2 separate regions of the Mus musculus genome follow, and region 2 is linked to region 1. A link is a loop called in an ENCODE intact Hi-C map of the cell type or tissue named here. Cell type or tissue: heart. All regions are shown on one strand. Links, peaks and the distances in the headings refer to the core of each region. The heading gives the core; the rest is flanking DNA. Region 1 holds the start of Ubxn6 (UBX domain protein 6). Region 2 overlaps Safb (scaffold attachment factor B).

Evidence for each region. Hi-C counts contacts between places; a loop is a spot of excess contacts. Peaks named below come from ENCODE experiments on the same cell type or tissue, not always from the same donor. Only the 100,000 strongest peaks of a DNase experiment are listed, where the experiment ranks them.
Region 2: a loop joins it to region 1, with 2.2 times the contacts of the local background. A loop is called at or near these places in 1 of 42 quality-filtered maps.

Annotation. Positions count from the first base shown.
Region 1 is chr17:56,074,522-56,082,853 of GRCm38, reverse strand. It overlaps Ubxn6 (UBX domain protein 6), which reads left to right and starts at 7,828. Exons shown (of 11, transcript NM_001379361.1): 1 at 7,828-8,018. The coding sequence starts at 7,936. Hdgfl2 (HDGF like 2) reads right to left here and starts at 3,223. Exons shown (of 16, transcript NM_008233.4): 1 at 3,028-3,223; 2 at 678-754; 3 at 439-577. The coding sequence starts at 3,099. In heart, for the core only: CTCF peaks have their summits at 3,868, 7,498 and 7,702; DNase peaks (open chromatin) are centred at 1,363, 2,703, 3,433, 7,793 and 2 weaker places; H3K4me3 peaks cover 4,647 bases; H3K27ac peaks cover 4,212 bases.
Region 2 is chr17:56,589,611-56,597,942 of GRCm38, reverse strand. Safb (scaffold attachment factor B) reads right to left here. Exons shown (of 21, transcript NM_001163300.1): 3 at 4,189-4,253; 4 at 3,902-4,108; 5 at 2,229-2,291; 6 at 128-155. Among named protein-coding and RNA genes, the nearest start is that of Safb, 8.8 kb to the right of the region's middle. In heart, for the core only: no CTCF peak of the experiment used is centred there; a DNase peak (open chromatin) is centred at 3,862.

The DNA of each region.
Region 1 (8,332 bases), core at 1-8,000:
CCAGACAGGCTCTTGGCATTATTTCTTCTCTCTGACCAGGAGTTCTCACATTCACAAACAACTGCTTACTATACCCAATCCTCAGCTGAGAGTCCCAGACAGAGGAGGGTGCTAGTATAGCAAGCCTTTCACTTTTGAGAGGCATCTTCCAGACTTGCAACACCCTGTTCAGAATCCAGGCTCATCTTTAGATGGTGGTCCCCACCTAGTGGGCACTGGGTGATATCTATACACACATGTGGTAAAATGACCTGGGGTGTCCCTGGAGTGGAGTAAGCAGACCTACGACTCTGCTAAGCATTCTGTAAAGCCCAGCAATACACCCCAAAGAAAGATCCGATCTACAGTACTGAGAAACCATCCTGGAAGTTTCTGAGGAAGCCCCTGCTCCTGGGAGCCTATAGATGCTCCACTGCCCACTTGTTCCCAGGCACTCACCGGAGGCGCACTGTAGCTGGCATGGGGGTTGTTCTGGATCTCCCAGAGCCCCTCATTGAAGCCTTTCCTCTTGTTGGGCTTTCCGTACTTGTCCTTGCACTTATCATAGGGGAACAGGTCCTTGGGTCCCAGGAAGGCCCTGGAGGTAAGAACCATAGGCCAGTTCCAGGTGAGCCAGGTCACCCTGGGAAAAAAGCCAGTCTGTGGGTGAACACTGAAAACCTGGAGGGGACACTTACGTTTCATGCGTTCCAAAGAAGAAGATGGGGTATTTGTTGGGTGGGGGCTTCACGGCACCATCAGCAATGTCATCAATCTGTAGTGTGAGGCAGGCTGGTCAGAGGGCTTCAGGTGTAGGCCAAGAGGCAGCTTTATCCAGACCCAGTTACCATCCAGTTACTTAGGGGGGTTTGGGGTGGGGGGAGGCACACCATGGGAAGACACAGCACCTTCCAAACACAAGTCTAGAGATCTGAACTCAGGTCCACTAAGCTATACATTATCTCCTTAGCCCCTTAATTTGGAATTAATGTTTTTCCTTTTAGACAGTCTCACTATGTAGCCTGGCTGTCCTCAAACTATGTAGACAAAGGTGGCCTGGTACTTGTCTCTGTCTCCTCAGCAATGGGGATTGGGATTGAAGGTAAGTACAACCATGCCTGGCTATGAAACCTGCACACTTATGTGCATCCTACTAACCTGTCTGCTACCCACAGTGATTATCTTTCCACCAAGAAGAAAGCTGGGCCCCCATACAGGTACTTAGGCCGAGCCAGGTCCAGTATAGTCCCCTGAAGCCCCTGGGGTGGGCCTAGGTTCAGCTTCTCCCCACTCCCGGGACTAGCCAATGACTGCCCCTCCTGGAAAAAAGGCCCAGTCTGTTCTTGTCCCAGAGGTAAATCTGGCAGCAACAGGGATGGAGATTTGGGGGAATGAGGTGGAGTGCTGAAGGAGCCAGGCCCAGAGCAACCCGGAAGTCCCACCCTCTTTGTGAAAGCCCATGGGTTCCAGCAGCTGTCAGTCACCTTCCCACAGGATGCTAGTAGCCCCTTCCCCTCCAATCAGGTGCTTGGAACTGTTCTCTCAGTGCTGGAGAAGGCTGGGAAGGGGGAAGGGACAAGAGCTTCATAGAGAGCAGAGGTAGACTAGTGAGGGCAGTGGCCAATGTAAAGTTTTGCTCCCCAGTCACCCCACTCACAGTGGGATTTCCCAGTGTTTAGCCACCCACCTCATCAACGCCGGGGGATGGCTGGATCCTCCCTAGCCTGCTCCTCAAACTCTGGTCCCTGGTGGCTGGATGCAGGATACCAGATGCAGAAGCATCCTCAAACCTGCCCTGCCGAGCCCTGCCAGGCTGCTTCTCCCAACGGTCCCACACCTCAGGAACTTATGGGGCCCTCTGGTCCTGACCTCTAGGAGTTACCTCCTGGGCTGGTTCCTGTTGAGCTTGCTCTTTGGCATCCCCATGGTAACTCCCTGCCGTATGGTCTTCCATTCCCACCCCCATGCAGACACAGCCAATCTAGCCTCTGTACTAAGACCTAGAGGCAACAAAACTCTGTTTCTATGCAACTGAACATGTGCACCAGGACTTGCAACGCTAGCCACCATCTGCACAACAAAAATTCCTTCAGTCCTGACACATGGATGCAGCTAACTTCAGCCCTGGAGTGATCTCTGTCCCAAGTCCTGGGGGCAGCAGAAGCCTTTGGGTCTCCGTGTATGTGCCAATTTTTGCCAGGGCCAGAATTCTACCACCTGCGCACCCAGGCTCTAAAAATCTACACTGCTTGACTCCAGCTTTCTCAAACAGGAAACCTCAAAGCCTCCTACCTCCAGCTTGAAGCTGCCTGTTCTCAGGTAAGCTACATACAGCCCACTGAATCCCTTTAAGGGCCGGACTCCAGGTCCCCAGAAAAGCTTTCTTCCAACCCTTGCCCTCATTTAGGTCATAGAGATAAGGTCCCTTTCCTTCCGCTGTATCCCGCTCCCCCATCCATCACGCGCAGCCTCTCTGGAAGAGACTCTTCCCATCATTTGACCCTTCCACTCCAATCCCAACGTGCCCATGTACCCTTTGAGCCCCACTACATCCCTCAGGCTCCACGACCCTGGGATCCCCTAAACGCATTTCTGACCTCTGGTACATTGGTCTCTCAGGCCCTGGACACCAAACCAAGTGACACAGGTTCCGGAGGAGGTCAAGGCTAGCACCACGGCCGTTCTCTGCAGGACTGTGGGTCTCTGAGACTCAGGACCTCACCATGCAGGTTACTCAGACCAAAACATTGCCACACCTCAATTCCAAAGGACCACGGGTCAGAGCCAGGATCCGGAACAGCGGAACACAAGTCCCTCAGACCAGGGACCTCCCCGAAGACGCACCAGACCCCAGGCACTGTGGTCCCGGAGGAAGGAGATTCCTCAACTCCAGAAAACCACAGTGCAGTCACCTGAGCCAGCAGCCCCAACCTCTCCTCAGCCTCCATTCCAGCCTCCCCGCGCGCGCCCGCCCGCCCGCCCGCCCGCGGCCCCTCTGCTCGGGGCCGCCAACTCCGCCGGGCCCGTCCACTCCACGCGCGGCCTCACCCGGGCCGGCCAGTGCGGGTAGCCCTTCATCTTGGCAAACACCAAGTCCCCGGGCTTGAAGGCGTGCGGCATGCTGTCGGCGGAGGCCCAGGCCGCGGGAAGCAGCAACGGCGGTGAGAGGCGAAGTCAGAGGCGGGAGTCGGACGCCTGAGGGGCGGAGGCGTCCGCACGGGCCGCCGGCCGGCGTCTACTTATTGGGTTCAGCACGACCGGAAGTCCCGCCCTCCCTTGGCTAGGGGCCGCCGTCGCCGTCGCTCATGACCACAGAGACGCGCGCGGGCCAATAAAGGGAGGGGTTGGATCAGAGCTAGTTAACGGGATTGGATAACGGAGCAGAAGCCAAGGGCGTGGACTAGGAGCCAGTGGGTGGGGCGGAGGGTGTCGGAGGTAAAAGACGAAAGGTTTAAGCGGCTACTGGGTGGAGCCTAGAGAGGAATGATGGGCGGGGCTTAGGTTGGGGATCGCTCAGGGGCGTGGCTCGCAGTCAGGATGTGGGGCGGGGTGAAGGGCATTAGACGAATTAGACGCAAAACGGACAGGGGCTTGACAGGGGCGTGGCTTAAGAGCTGCATGAGGCAGTGGCCTGTGGGTGAAAGGAAGACTGAAACTAATGACAAGCAGTGATGGGGCGGGGCCTAGCGAGGCCGGAACATACATAACAGTACTGAACAGGCCTTTGGACTCGGCCAGACGAAATATAAACAACCAATCAGCGTAGAAGACGGATTAACGACAGCCTTCCAAAAGGGCATCAGTGCAACTATGAAGCCCATTGGCTATAGCTCGACCAATGGCTGGACATGAAGACAAGTTCCACAGAACTCAGCAAACTCCCGCCAGGAGTTGGCAGAGGAAGGGGCGGTGATCAAGAAAGGTCAGGGCTGAGAAGGGGGCGGGACAGAGCTCACTTGTTTACTTTCATTATTTAAAATTTTTTTCTTTTTTTGTTGTCTATAATACATTACATATTTTCACTTTATACTTACAGCACCTTTATACTTTGACATTTTGCATTTTAATTATTCTTTTTGTTGTTGTTTTTTTGAGACAGGGTTTCTCTGTGTAGCCCTGGCTGTCCTGGAACTCACTCTGTGGACCAGGCTGGCCTGGACCTCAGAAATCCGCCTGCCTCTGCCTCCCAAGTGCTGGGATTAAAGGCGTGCGCCATCACTGCCCAGCCATTTTAATTATTCTTAATTTTATTTGGAGACAGGGTCTCACTCTGCTGTCCTCACTGGTGAGTGGGGGGTGGGGACAACTCCTTATATAGACCAGACTGGCTTCGAACTCACAGATGTACTCTTGCCTCTGTCTCCCCAGCTCTGGATCAAACATGTGTGCCACCGTGCCCTGCCTTAAAAATCTGTGTGCTGCCGGGCAGTGGTGGCTCACGCCTTTAATCCCAGCACTTGGGAGGCAGAGGCAGGCAGATTTCTGAGTTCGAAGCCAGCCCGGTCTACAGAGTGAGTTCCAGGACAGCCAAGGCTATACAGAGAAACCCTGCCTCGAAAAACAAAAACAAAACAAAACAAAACAAATCTGCGTGCTATGTGTGGGCATGCACGCACATGCTACAGCGTGTGTAGAAATCAGAGGACAGCTTTGTGGAGCCCACCACTCATTTTTTTTTCACCTGAGGCTTACGGGGAAAGTAATTCACTCGATGAGCCATTTCACTAGCCATATTTACTTTACTTAAATGTATACTGATCTTAGTAGTTGTTTATTTTTATGACTGGGTCTTAGCCCAGACTACTTTCTGAATAGCTATGTACCCAAGGCTAAATTTGAACTTTTGATCTCCTGACTTTATTTCCCAAAGGCTTATGTGGTGGTGGGGATGGAATCTGGGTGTTTTGCATGCTAGAGAAGATGAGCTTTTCTCTAAGCCCCATTCCCATGATGCTTATTTCTCTTATTGACAGTGTTGATTACCTACTGTACTTAATGTCACAAACTATTCCATGCTGAGTAAAAAATACATTGGATACCAAGTGTCTCAATTTCCCTAGCTGTAAAATAGGGTCCATAATGAACCATGTCCAATGGGGCCAGGAAGGGTTAGTGACTTCCCTATCTTTTTAAAGTTTTTTTTTAAAGATTTATTATTATACATAAGTACACTGTAGCTGTGTTCAAACATGCCAGAAGAGGGCATCAGATCTCATTACGGGTGGTTGTGAGCCACCATGTGGTTGCTGGGATTTGAATTCAGGACCTTCGGGAGAGCAGTCAAGTGCTCCTACCCCACTGAGCCGTCTCACCAGCACGTGACTTCCGTATCTTGGACTGTGTCTGGTCCTTGGGGTTCCTGGAGCTTCCACTTTATGTGGACTCACACATAAAGAACTGTTTGTATTCTTGTGGGTTTTTTTTTAATCTATGTATGATCTCAAAGGAAAACTAATAAAGGTGGCATGTCTAGGCTGTAGGGACGTCTCAGGACCTAAAAAATTGACAGAGAACTGGCTCACTTAAGCCTGTCCTCCCAGTATTCAGGAGGGAAGCATGAGAATTGCCCAGAATTCTGGGAGGTAGAGATGAAGGATGGCTGGCTAGGGTTTGTGTCCTGCCTAGCTCTAGGTTCAGGGAGAGACCCTGTCTCAAAGGAATAAAGCTCCTTCTTGGTTCTCTGGCTGCCTTCCCGCTGACATATATAGTGGGGAACTTGGTGGTGTACACCTATGATCTCAGTACTCAGGAGGTAGGGACAGGTAGATCTCTGTGAGTTCAAGGCCATTTTGGTCTCCATAGTAAAACGCAAGTCTACAAATTAAAAAACAAACAAACAAAAACAAACAAACAAAAAACCCCACAATCTATCTTTTTCTTTCTTTCTTTCTTTCTTTCTTTCTTTCTTTCTTTCTTTCTCTCTCTCTCTCTGTCTTTTCTTTCTCAAGAAACTGGAACTCAATCTATAGACCAGGTTCTGCCTGCCTCTGCCTCCTGAGTGCTGGGATTTAAAGGAATGTGCCACCAGTGACTGGCTCCCCCCCGCCCCCCGCCAAAGGACTAAAATACCATGTCTTGGAACATTTTATTTATTTAAAAGATTTATTTATTATATGTAAGTACACTGTAGCTGTCTTCAGACATTCCAAAAGAGGGCATCAGATCTCATTACGGATGGTTGTGAGCCACCATGTGGTTGCCGGGGGATTTGAACTCAGGACCTTTGGAAGAGCAGTCAGTGCTCTTTACCCACTGAGCCATCTCACCAGCCCTGGAACATTTATTAAACATTTCCTGGCTGCCTTTTTTTTTTTTTTTAAGATTTATTTGTTGGCGGGCATGGTGGCGCACGCCTTTAATCCCAGCACTCGGGAGGCAGAGGCAGGTGGATTTCTGAGTTCGAGGCCAGCCTGGTCTACAAAATGAGTTCCAGGACAGCCAGGGCTATCCAGAGAAACCCTGTCTCTCAAAACAACAACAACAACAACAAAAAGGTTTGTTGGGGCTGGTGAGATGGCTCAACGGTTAAGAGCACTGACTGCTCTTCCAAAGGTCCTGAGTTCAAATCCCAGCAACCACATGGTGGCTCACAATCATCCCTAACAAAAATCTGATGCCCTCTTCTGGAGTGTCTGAAGACAGCTACAGTGTACATACATATAATAAATAAATAAATAAATAAATAAATAAATAAATAAATAAACAAATCTTAAAAAAAATTATTTGTATGTGAGTACACTGTTGCTCCCTTCAGACAAACCAGAAGAGGGCACTGCATCCCATTATAGATGATTGGGAGTCATCATGTGGTTGCTGGGAATTGAACTCAGGACCTCTAGAAGATCTTATCCGCTGAGCCATCTCTCCAGCCCACATCCTGGCTGCCTTCTTTAAGGTGCTCCACTCCTCTCTTCACTGTAGCTCTTGGAAACCTGTCTTCCACAGTTCTCATCAAATGCCTCCATTGCTCTCCTCCAGCCATGGGGCTTGTTTCCTTGAAATCACCAGGGTGTCCCATCCTTCAGCTTTGTGCATTTTTGGATCTAATGGTTGGCAAAACTAATAAAATTATTAACAGCCTGGGTAGCCCACAAAGCTGCTTTATCTCTGACAAATTTCACACCAACACAGACGAAAGCTTGCCCATAGGCACTTCAGTTACATGATCCAAAGACCACAATGCCATGCGCATTAGGGTAGAATTACATGCACACAGACAGGGGGTGCAGAAGAGCTCCTGGAATCTCAAGTTTGTGTCCAATGACCCACTTCCCCCCTTCTTTCTAATGAGTGACCATTAACAGTGAAGTATATGATTTTGGGGGTCTCTTGCACAGTCACAGTGATTCTGATCTAGATGATGGCTGTTTTTCACATGAACAGTAGTGTTCTAAAAAGCCTGAGTCCAGAGCATCCAACTTTTTGTTGTGTGTACACACCACACGAGATGGAAGTGTTGGAGGAGATTAAACTCAGCTTTGCACATGTTGAGCAAGCCCTGTACCAACTGCGGTCTCTGCTTTGACCTTGCCTGTACCAATCTCTCTGTCGGCTCCTTCTAGCTTGTCTCTCCCAGAGCAGATTTCAGGCTCATGCACAGTACATTCATACTCATTTTCTCTGTAGTATGGACTGGCCTTGAACTCCTGACATCCACCCTGGTTCCAGTAGCTCTGGGTACTCTTCTAGGCTGCTCGCTGTTTGGATGCTCTCTTTAAGCTCCCCTGGTGGCTGCTGCGGTCTTAAGGGAGGCGAGCCTGTCGCCCCGGCAACGGCGTCCGCAGACAGGAAGATGGCGCCCCGCCCGCGCGAGGTGCTGCAAGGCGATTGTCACGTGAACCAGGCGGGACTTCCGTCGCCGCGATATTTTCTTTCCGGTGGTTGGCCGCCTGCTCCTCATCCACCCGGGCCCTGCGCCCTCCGCCCTGCGGCCCAAGCCGCCGGGCCGCTGCCGCCATGAAGAAGTTCTTCCAGGAAATCAAGGCTGACATCAAGTTCAAGAGCGCGGGGCCCGGCCAGAAGCTTACGGATTCCGCAGGGTATGTGACGCTGGTTGGGCGACGGAGAGGGCGAGGGCCAGGGGGCAAAAAGGGCCGGCGGTTGGGTGTCAGGGTCTTTCTAGGCTATGCTTAGCAGGAGTAGATTGGTGGGTGGGGTGTGGAAGATTGTAAGGCAGGGGCGGAGCCTACAATGAGGGCGGGGCGTTGTAGCAGTGGTGGGCGGGGCAGAAGGGAGGGCAGTTGTGTGGTGTAGCACGGGTGGGCGGGGCGCTAAGGGTAGGCGTGGGCGGTCGTGGCCAGGGCGCGTTGGTCACTGCTTAGAGACTCTTGGTTCTGGGTGGTGAGAAGGGACG
Region 2 (8,332 bases), core at 101-8,100, 510 kb before region 1:
ATCTCTATGTCCTGGTGTGCTCTGGACTGTAAGTTCTAGAGCAGTGCATGCTAGAGTGCGGCCACTGGTTAGCAAGAGCCTCCCCACTGTGGGCAGAACCCACTGCTGAGCCCTGCATTGACAGTACCTGGCTCCAAAGATGCCTCTTCCATCTCCTGCAACAGAAAGCACAAGTAAGATACTGCCCCAAGGCTCAGCCCCACTCCATCACCAACTTTCATGGAAAGTAAAGGAGGCTGGCCACAAACTGGGATTTCAGGAGACAACCCAGACCCAGAGAGGAGGCCCTGCTTGATCGAGGCAAGCTGCCCCAATGGCCTCAGCCTTTCTCAGGCCCATGCCTATTGCTGACCTTGTTGCAGGGCACCCAGCAGTCCCCCTGTCTTCCCAGTGTAGTTCCCTCAGGACTGAACTTGAAATCAGGAGCACAGCTTGCATAATTTCCACGTATGTCTAACTGCCTAGCACAAACCCCTTGACACTTTCTTCACCTGCAAAAGCCTTGAGCTGACTTTTTAAAAATCTAGGGCCAAATAGAAATGGGTAATCACAGTTCTACCCCAGCACTCCCAACCTCCCTCAGCGATGACTCAGATTCTCCCAGGAGTCCTGTCTTTCCAGCTGGGGTCTGCCTTGCCTAATTGTCTTTTTCAGGACCAGTGTGGGCCACACTGCACAGCAGACTTCCCACACCCTTTAGGCTGCAAGCAGAGTTTGGGCTTCTCTATACTGGCCACTCCGACTCTGTCCGCTGTCCTCTAAGAACCACACACCCAAGGTACAAAGAGACACTTGAACTCTGAATGCCTGTCAAAGACATAAACCCCCATACTCCAAGCATGAATACAGGTGTCTTTCAAAGAGGCCAGTGGATGATGGCCCAGAGTGACACAGGATGGCCAGTATGTGTGAGGCAGGGTCTGTGAGTGGGTTTGAACCCCATGTCAGTGCCTTGTATGCTCTTAAGTAAGGAGGCTGCCTTTGAAGGCACTCCTTCAGTTCTATTCTCTGGTGTTCAGGTCCCTACTGGAGACTGCAGGTCCAAACTGAATGCCTTGGGAGGCTGAGGGCTTGGCTAACTCACCAACATGACCCACCTGCTCTACAAACTAAACTCTAGAACTGGAAAAGGAGCTACGTGGCAGAGTGACACTTGAGGGGATGTGCTATAGTGTTTCACTTTAACACACGAGCCTGTGTCAAAAAGATACTAAGACAAACAGACACAGCTGTTCCTTTCCAACGCATAGGCTCCAAGTGGTGGACACCTCCATGAAACAGACAATGGTTTGCCTAGAAGCCCTCTGCTCAAGTGGCCCAGAGAACAGACAGAAAACTATATACCAATACTCTCTTTCTCACAGCATTTCCTAGGAGGTCCAAGGCCCACACAGACCATCTCACTCCTTAGTGCTCACCTTTTTTTTTTCTCCTGTTTTGAGTCAGGGTCTCACTATGTAGCCCTCGCTGGCCTGGAAGCCTTACCAGGGTGGCTTTGAACTCATAGAGATCTGCTGCCTCTGCCTCCTGAGTACTAGAATTAAAGGTGTATCACCACACCTGGCTGGTTCTGATGTTTAGTATTTGCACTGATGGTCACCAAACATAACCCATCATCGTTATCTGGGAAACCTGGACAGTATCTGTGGAGCTGTCCACTCCTCCTACCATGTGCCCCTTCCCGGGAGACCCTATCCCAATGTTCTTCTCTAACAATGAACTTATAGACCAGATGACCCCACCCAAAATGCACAAAGCTTGGCCCTACAAGTATACATCTCTAGGCAAGTGAGATGGTAGGCAGTCCCCACAGCTTCTGAAAACCAAGCAGGTCTTCAGGCTGCTACAAAGCCCCAACATTTGACCCTATACCCAACTCATAGCATCAAACTAACATCCCACAACTGTGGAGGAGAACCAAAAAGGAAAAGGCCTACATCGAAACCAGTGTGCATTCTGCACTGCTGGGATGGGTCACAGGCCTCACCCTCACCCTGCAGCCAGGGAGCTGCATTGGGCTTTCTTCTAAGCAGGTCCTCAGGAAAGACAATCTGCTCACAGCCAGAGTGCAGACTAGAAGACAACTGAGACTGCAGGAGTGTCGTACACAGCCTCTAGCACTTGTTGTCTAGGTAGGTGACTTTAGTTGGTAAAGCTGCCAAGCAACAGGAGGTGTCTGAGAACCTAGGGCTACACTGAGGGTACAATTGAGACATGTGACAATTTACCTGCAGCATGGTGAAGTCAGATGATGACGTATCTACATTGTTAACGGTGTCCTTGTCATCTATCTGTAGAAAGGGAGAGCAGTTTAAATGTAATAGGTGAGGGGACAGTTCCCATCGCTTAGAGCTTAGAGTGCTGCCCCAGTGTGGTGAGGTGGAAGACACCACCTGACAGGATTCTCCAGGTGACCAGAATAGTAGGCTGTGGTCAATCTTCCAGAAATGGTTTTTAGAACTGGGCTGCAGAATGAAGCCTGGTGCCTCACATCTGTCTGAGTCTGAGTACTGTGAAGCCAGGCCTGCTGTTCCTAGACACCAAGTACCCAGCCTCCTATGGCCTAATGGGTGTGTGTATATGTATACAATATACACACACACATATATGTATATATATTATAATATATACACTGTAATACACACATATATTACAATTACTGAAGATCAATCCCCAACTCTTTCTTCCCTAGAGCCAACTGTCTCCCATCATGAAAGCCACACACAGCAAAGAGCATCCCAGCTGCTCTTTGTTCCCTCATGACACTGCCTTCATTGCTATGGATGCTGGGTTTGCTCTGTGACTATGCAGTCATCGCACTTGCTGTGACAGGCATGGCTACCACTCTAGGTCAGGTAACTGGCTTGGCTGTAAGAGAAGGCTGGTCTTAGTTGTAACACTGACCTCTGGCCCTGCTGAACAATAGTAAGAGGCAACAACACAATTTGCTTGTAAACTTCACTCAGACACAGGCACATGAAAGGCCATGGCAGCAACCATTCACCTGTCAGACCTAGAATTTGGTGACCAAAGCTTAGAAGGAATTGAGAGCCAGCTAAAGATCACAGCACATTAGCACTGACACACTTTACCCCGATGCTCCCCTACCCTTCCATTCTCTTCACATTGCAATTAGCCTCCGACCAGCCAATCGGCATTTTCCTAAACCCTGGCCTCTGTGTTACTTTCCAACAAGGAGCCCACCACTTGAGCCGTACCTTTTAGAAACTGATTATGACACCTTGTTTGTATCTTAACAGTGCAAAACAAACCCTTCACTCAAAGCCAGTGTGCTGCCCACAGGCATAGGCTCTCAGTCAGTTCTCATGGCAGGGGACAAAATGCTCACTGTAGGAGATCTGAGGTTTTGTTGGAATACCAGAGGCTTTTGGTCACCAAATCTCCAGGTTTGACAGGCCAAAAAGATGCCCCTGGGTCCTTAATGCCCACTCTCCTCTCTCTAGGCAGACATCAACCCTGTAACCATAAAATCCTTCAGCACATATTGCCTTGAGGCCTGGGAGCTTGAACTTGTACCCTGCAGCAAGTGCCTGGACTCTCACTTACCAGAGCCACACGTTACCTAGGGATGTAACACAGTGCTCAGAAGGCCAGTCTAAACCACTCTAACCATTGCTCTGGTCTCATACATGTCTAAACCACTCTAACCATTGCTCTGGTCTCATACATGACTTGCATGGAGAAGCTGCATCGATGTTGAACAGCTAGAGGCAGCAGCCAGCTGAGCAGAGTGGTTGCTCCAGTTGGCTGTACTCACACACCATACATAACTCAGGCTCCCCTAAGGGACAATGACCAGCAGCAGCTGTCCCTGTTACTCTGCTCTGTCATGAACTTTGCATCAGGCCACCCAGTGCTCCACCCAGCACCAGCTGCTTACAGCATGCTCCTGCAGCTGTTCTGGGAGCCCTTTCAAATCTCCTTCTACCAGTTCAGTGCTGTCTGCTAGGCCCTCAGGGAGTGTGGCCTCCTCCTCTTCCTCCACACAGTCTGCCACGCTGCCATTGTCAATGTCAGCCTCATCCAGCACACTGATGTCCATCATATCCATGTCTTGCAGGTTCTCCAGGCTGGTCTCCACATCCTCCTGCAATACAGAGGACACTGTCATGGCACCGTGCCATCATGGCTCTCCCTCTCCTCATCCACTAAAAAGGTGATGCATACCTGCCCATCCCCAGAATTCTCCTCGAGCCCGTTGTCCTCCACACCCTCGTCTTCTGGTTTCCTCCCTGAAGAGACAGCATGTGGGCATGAGGCCAATAGTCTGTGTCGTGCAAGCAGGTGCCTGAACTTCTGTAGGTCCCAAGCTCTGTTCACTGCACAGACCTGGCCTCTCATCTAGCCAGGTCTCAATGCACTGTGTTTGGGATGCTTATCGTCAACTTGACAGAATGGAGAATCACCTGGGAGACGGGCCACAGGCAAGCAAAAGGTGCACACATTGGGCCAGCAAGGGGGCTCAGCAGGGAAAAGGCACATGTTGCCAAAATTAACCTGAGTTCAATCTATAGAACTCATATGGTGGAACGAAACACCTAGCTTCAGTAAGTGCACATGCAAACACACCAAAAATAAATAAATAAATAAATAAATAAAGTACATGGAATAGAGATTGAAAAGTTGGCTCAGTAGTTAAGAGCATGGGCTACTACTCTTCTTTGTATTCAGGTTCAATTCCTAGGATGCAACGGAAGAGTTTACCATGCCTGACTCTTGTTTTGTGGTGTTGAGCAGGGGTTCCACACTTGAGGATGTGTGGGCACAAAACAAATTTTGAAACACTATGTTATCCTATATCAACGCCCACATGACTTGGGGTGTAGGAAAACATGTAAGCAGGCCATCACATGGGCAGGCTACCCTCACAGGTCTTTTCTCCTCAGGGAGAGCAATGACCTGTCTTCAAGCAGTATCCAATGTCTCTCTGTGCTGGGGATGTTCTACCATGGAGCTGCACTGCACCCCTGGACTCAGGTTAGTCTGAAAAACTGGTCTCCCTCAGAACTGAAGTAAGGTTGTATGTTGGCCCAGTTACCTACCTTAAGCTTGCAGTAATCCTCCTGCCTGTGCTTCCAAGTGCTGGTCATGGGAATGAGCCAGCAAACCTAGTTGGAACCTCATTTCACTGCTCATGAACACCAGACCCTAGGATCTTGTGCACCTGTTCTTTTACTCCACCCTGTAATGGATACACTCACTCACCAGCTCTGACAGTCTGGCCAAGTGGGATTTTGCTATTGTAGCTCTTCCCTCCAAAGAGCACCATTTTTTTCCTTCTCACTATGGAGCAGTATGGAATGTTCTTAGCTATGGTACTTGGCATGATCTCCATTACAGTTAAGTTCTGTGGGGCTGCTGAATTCCTTAACTTCTCTATTAAGTTTTGTATGTGTGTATGAAATATGCGGAAGGGTGGAAGCCAGAGTGTCCAGCTCTCTATAAAGGCTAGTTGGCCTACACAGTGTGTTCTAGGCCAGCCAAAACTATATATAACATGCATCTCCAATAAATAAAACTAAAACATGAAAACCATTCTCGGCTATTTTCCAATATGCTAAAGCATTGTAACCAGATGCTGATGAAGGAAAAGCTGGCTGTGGCTGCAGAAGGGGCCGTCTCAGCAGGGAAGCACAGCGGTAGAGGAGGTACAGTAGACATGGGGAAGGGGCAGGCAGCTGAGCTGGTGGATGGGTGGATGGTGGTAATGACCACAGACAAATGGACAGATAGATAGACTCAAATCTTAAAGTTCTCTGCAGTAATAAACTGCTTCCAGCAAGGTCATACCTCCTCAACCTCCCCAAATAGTAGAAGGAACTAGGGGCTAAGTGCTCAAATGCCTGAACCTGTGGGGACATTCTGATTCAAACCACTGGAGAAGCCATACTGATACTTGATAATTTTTTTCTAACCATGAAACTAACCATAAACACAACCCTCAAAGCAGAGGTCAGGGTGAGGCCATGCCCAGAACATTTGGCCTTTTGTCCCCAAACATGTTACCCCACCACTCCCATCTGAGACAGAGCCCCTCTATATACTCCTGCTCTCGATAGAGCAGGATATACTGAGTGCTGGGATTAAAGGCTAGTACAGTCTTGTCCACCTTCAGGCAGAGGGGTTCACCCTGACATTTTAAGATTCTGCAAAGCCTACCATGGAGAAGCAGAGATAACCTGAGACAGACCTTTCTAGAATTTCAAACCACTGAGTTTAATTCATGAAGCAAGGTAACACTTCTTGCCAAAAATCTTGATCAAAACCCAACAACAGGGTACTTGAGAACTCAGTGACACTACACAACAACCTGTGTGGCAAAGAACTGAGGGAGGAAGGAAAGAACAGACCCTTGCCCTCTGCTGGGCTACAACCACACAAATGTAACATACTCTCAAACTGCAAATCAGCCCTAAGAGTTTGTGGCTCTAGTGCTATATTGGTGAGATTCTAGAATGAGCAAAGCCAACAGCTCCAGGAGGCAGTCAGCACCCTGTATTCTCGAGGGTGACAAGGAGGTGAGATCTTACTAAAATGGTGTTGTTTTCCCCCCCTTCTCACACCCTCACACAATATGCAGAATTAAACCACATACATTAAACCATCTACTTCACCCACTGACAAGGCTGGGGCCTTCCTAGTTTAGAACATAACTCCTATCAATCACAGTGCAATTCCTGACAGCATGGCCACTGCAACTAGCACATACACACAACACAGCCCACAAACCCAGCCATAACAGCTTGGGTCAACCAGAGACCACCCACACCCTCACAACTCATCACAAACAACCAAAGGTAGGCAAAGGTGGGAAAGAATGCAGTACACAGGTGGCCAGAGCTCATAGGCCAAAGAGTCAGAGGCCAGCAGACCAGGACTTCAGGGTCAACCTGGACCACACTACTAGGTGAAGGCCAGCCTGGGCTACAGCAGGAACCAGGTTAGTATTTACTTTGAAGTACCAAAGTTCTCTCTTTTGTGAGTCTGCAAAAGAATAGGTATTCATTTGCTAGCTGTGACAGTAAGCACCTGCCATCCTCTGGCCTCTGTAGGCACTTAGTTGATTTGCACACTCCCCAATATACACATAATAAAAATCCAAAATCTTAGCCAGACGGTGGTGGTGCACACCTGTAACCCCAGTACTGAGGAGGTAGGCAGATCTCTGAGTTCGAGGTCAGCCTGGTTTACATAGTGAGTTTAAGACAGTCAGGATTATATAGTCAAACCTTGTCTCAAAGACAGGTTCAGTTAATTCATCCATAGCATTGGGTAAAGTTTTCATTTCTACTGATGCTTACATGTCTGCCACAGGTGCACTAATGCTTACTGAGCCAGATTAGGCATCAGGTCCTAGGCCCTGGACTCACAAGTAGCTGTAGGGCACATGGTGTGAGTGCTGGGCACCAGAGTCAGGTCCACTGCAAGAGCACATGTGTTCTTAAACACTGAGCCAGTTCTCCAGCCCCTTGGTGATTTTGTTTTTTTGAGAGTGATGTTCAAACTGGCCTCAAATTTGTGACAACGCCCCCGCCTGTACCTTCAGTGAACCTCGTTTTGGTGCAGTGTTGGAGCCAAGCCCCAGTGCCTTGGAAATGTTAGGCAAATGCTGTCCACTGTGCCACAAAGCCAGCTGAGGAGAGATAGTCTGAGGGAAATAGAAACAGTAAGGATTTTGCAGAACAAGACCATGTTGTGTAGAACATACGTGTACGTGGTGTGTGTGCCCGAGAGGCAGGACAGCAGGTGTCCTCTATCGCTTTCCAGCCACTCCTCACCCCCCCCCCCCGCCCTTTTCTTTTTTTGGTTTTTAGGGTTTCTCTGTATACCCCTGGCTGTCCTGGAACTAACTCTGTAGACCAGGCTGGCCTCGAACTCAGAAATCCACCTGCCTCTGCCTCTAGATTGCTGGGATTAAAGGCATGTGCTACCACTGCCCAGCTCTCCAGCCACTCCCTTAAGACAGGGTCTCCCACTCACTCTGCAGCTAGGTTGGCTCACCCTGTCTCCACCCCCAATCACAAGTGTTACAGATACATGCAGCCATAGCTGGCTTGTGAGTGGGCACTGAGAACTCTAACTCACCCTCAGACTTATGCAGCAGCACTGTCATGCACTGTGCCATTGCCCCAGGCCATGACCAGCTGTTTTCTTTGTTTTGAGAGGTCTCACTACAGAGTTCTGGGTCTGAAACCTGCTGTGTATACAGGCCAACCCTGACCTCAAGAGAGATCCTCTTGCCTCTGTGCCACCATGCTCCATACCAATGTCTTTTTTATTTTCAGATTTTAAGGAAAGCACATATATCTAT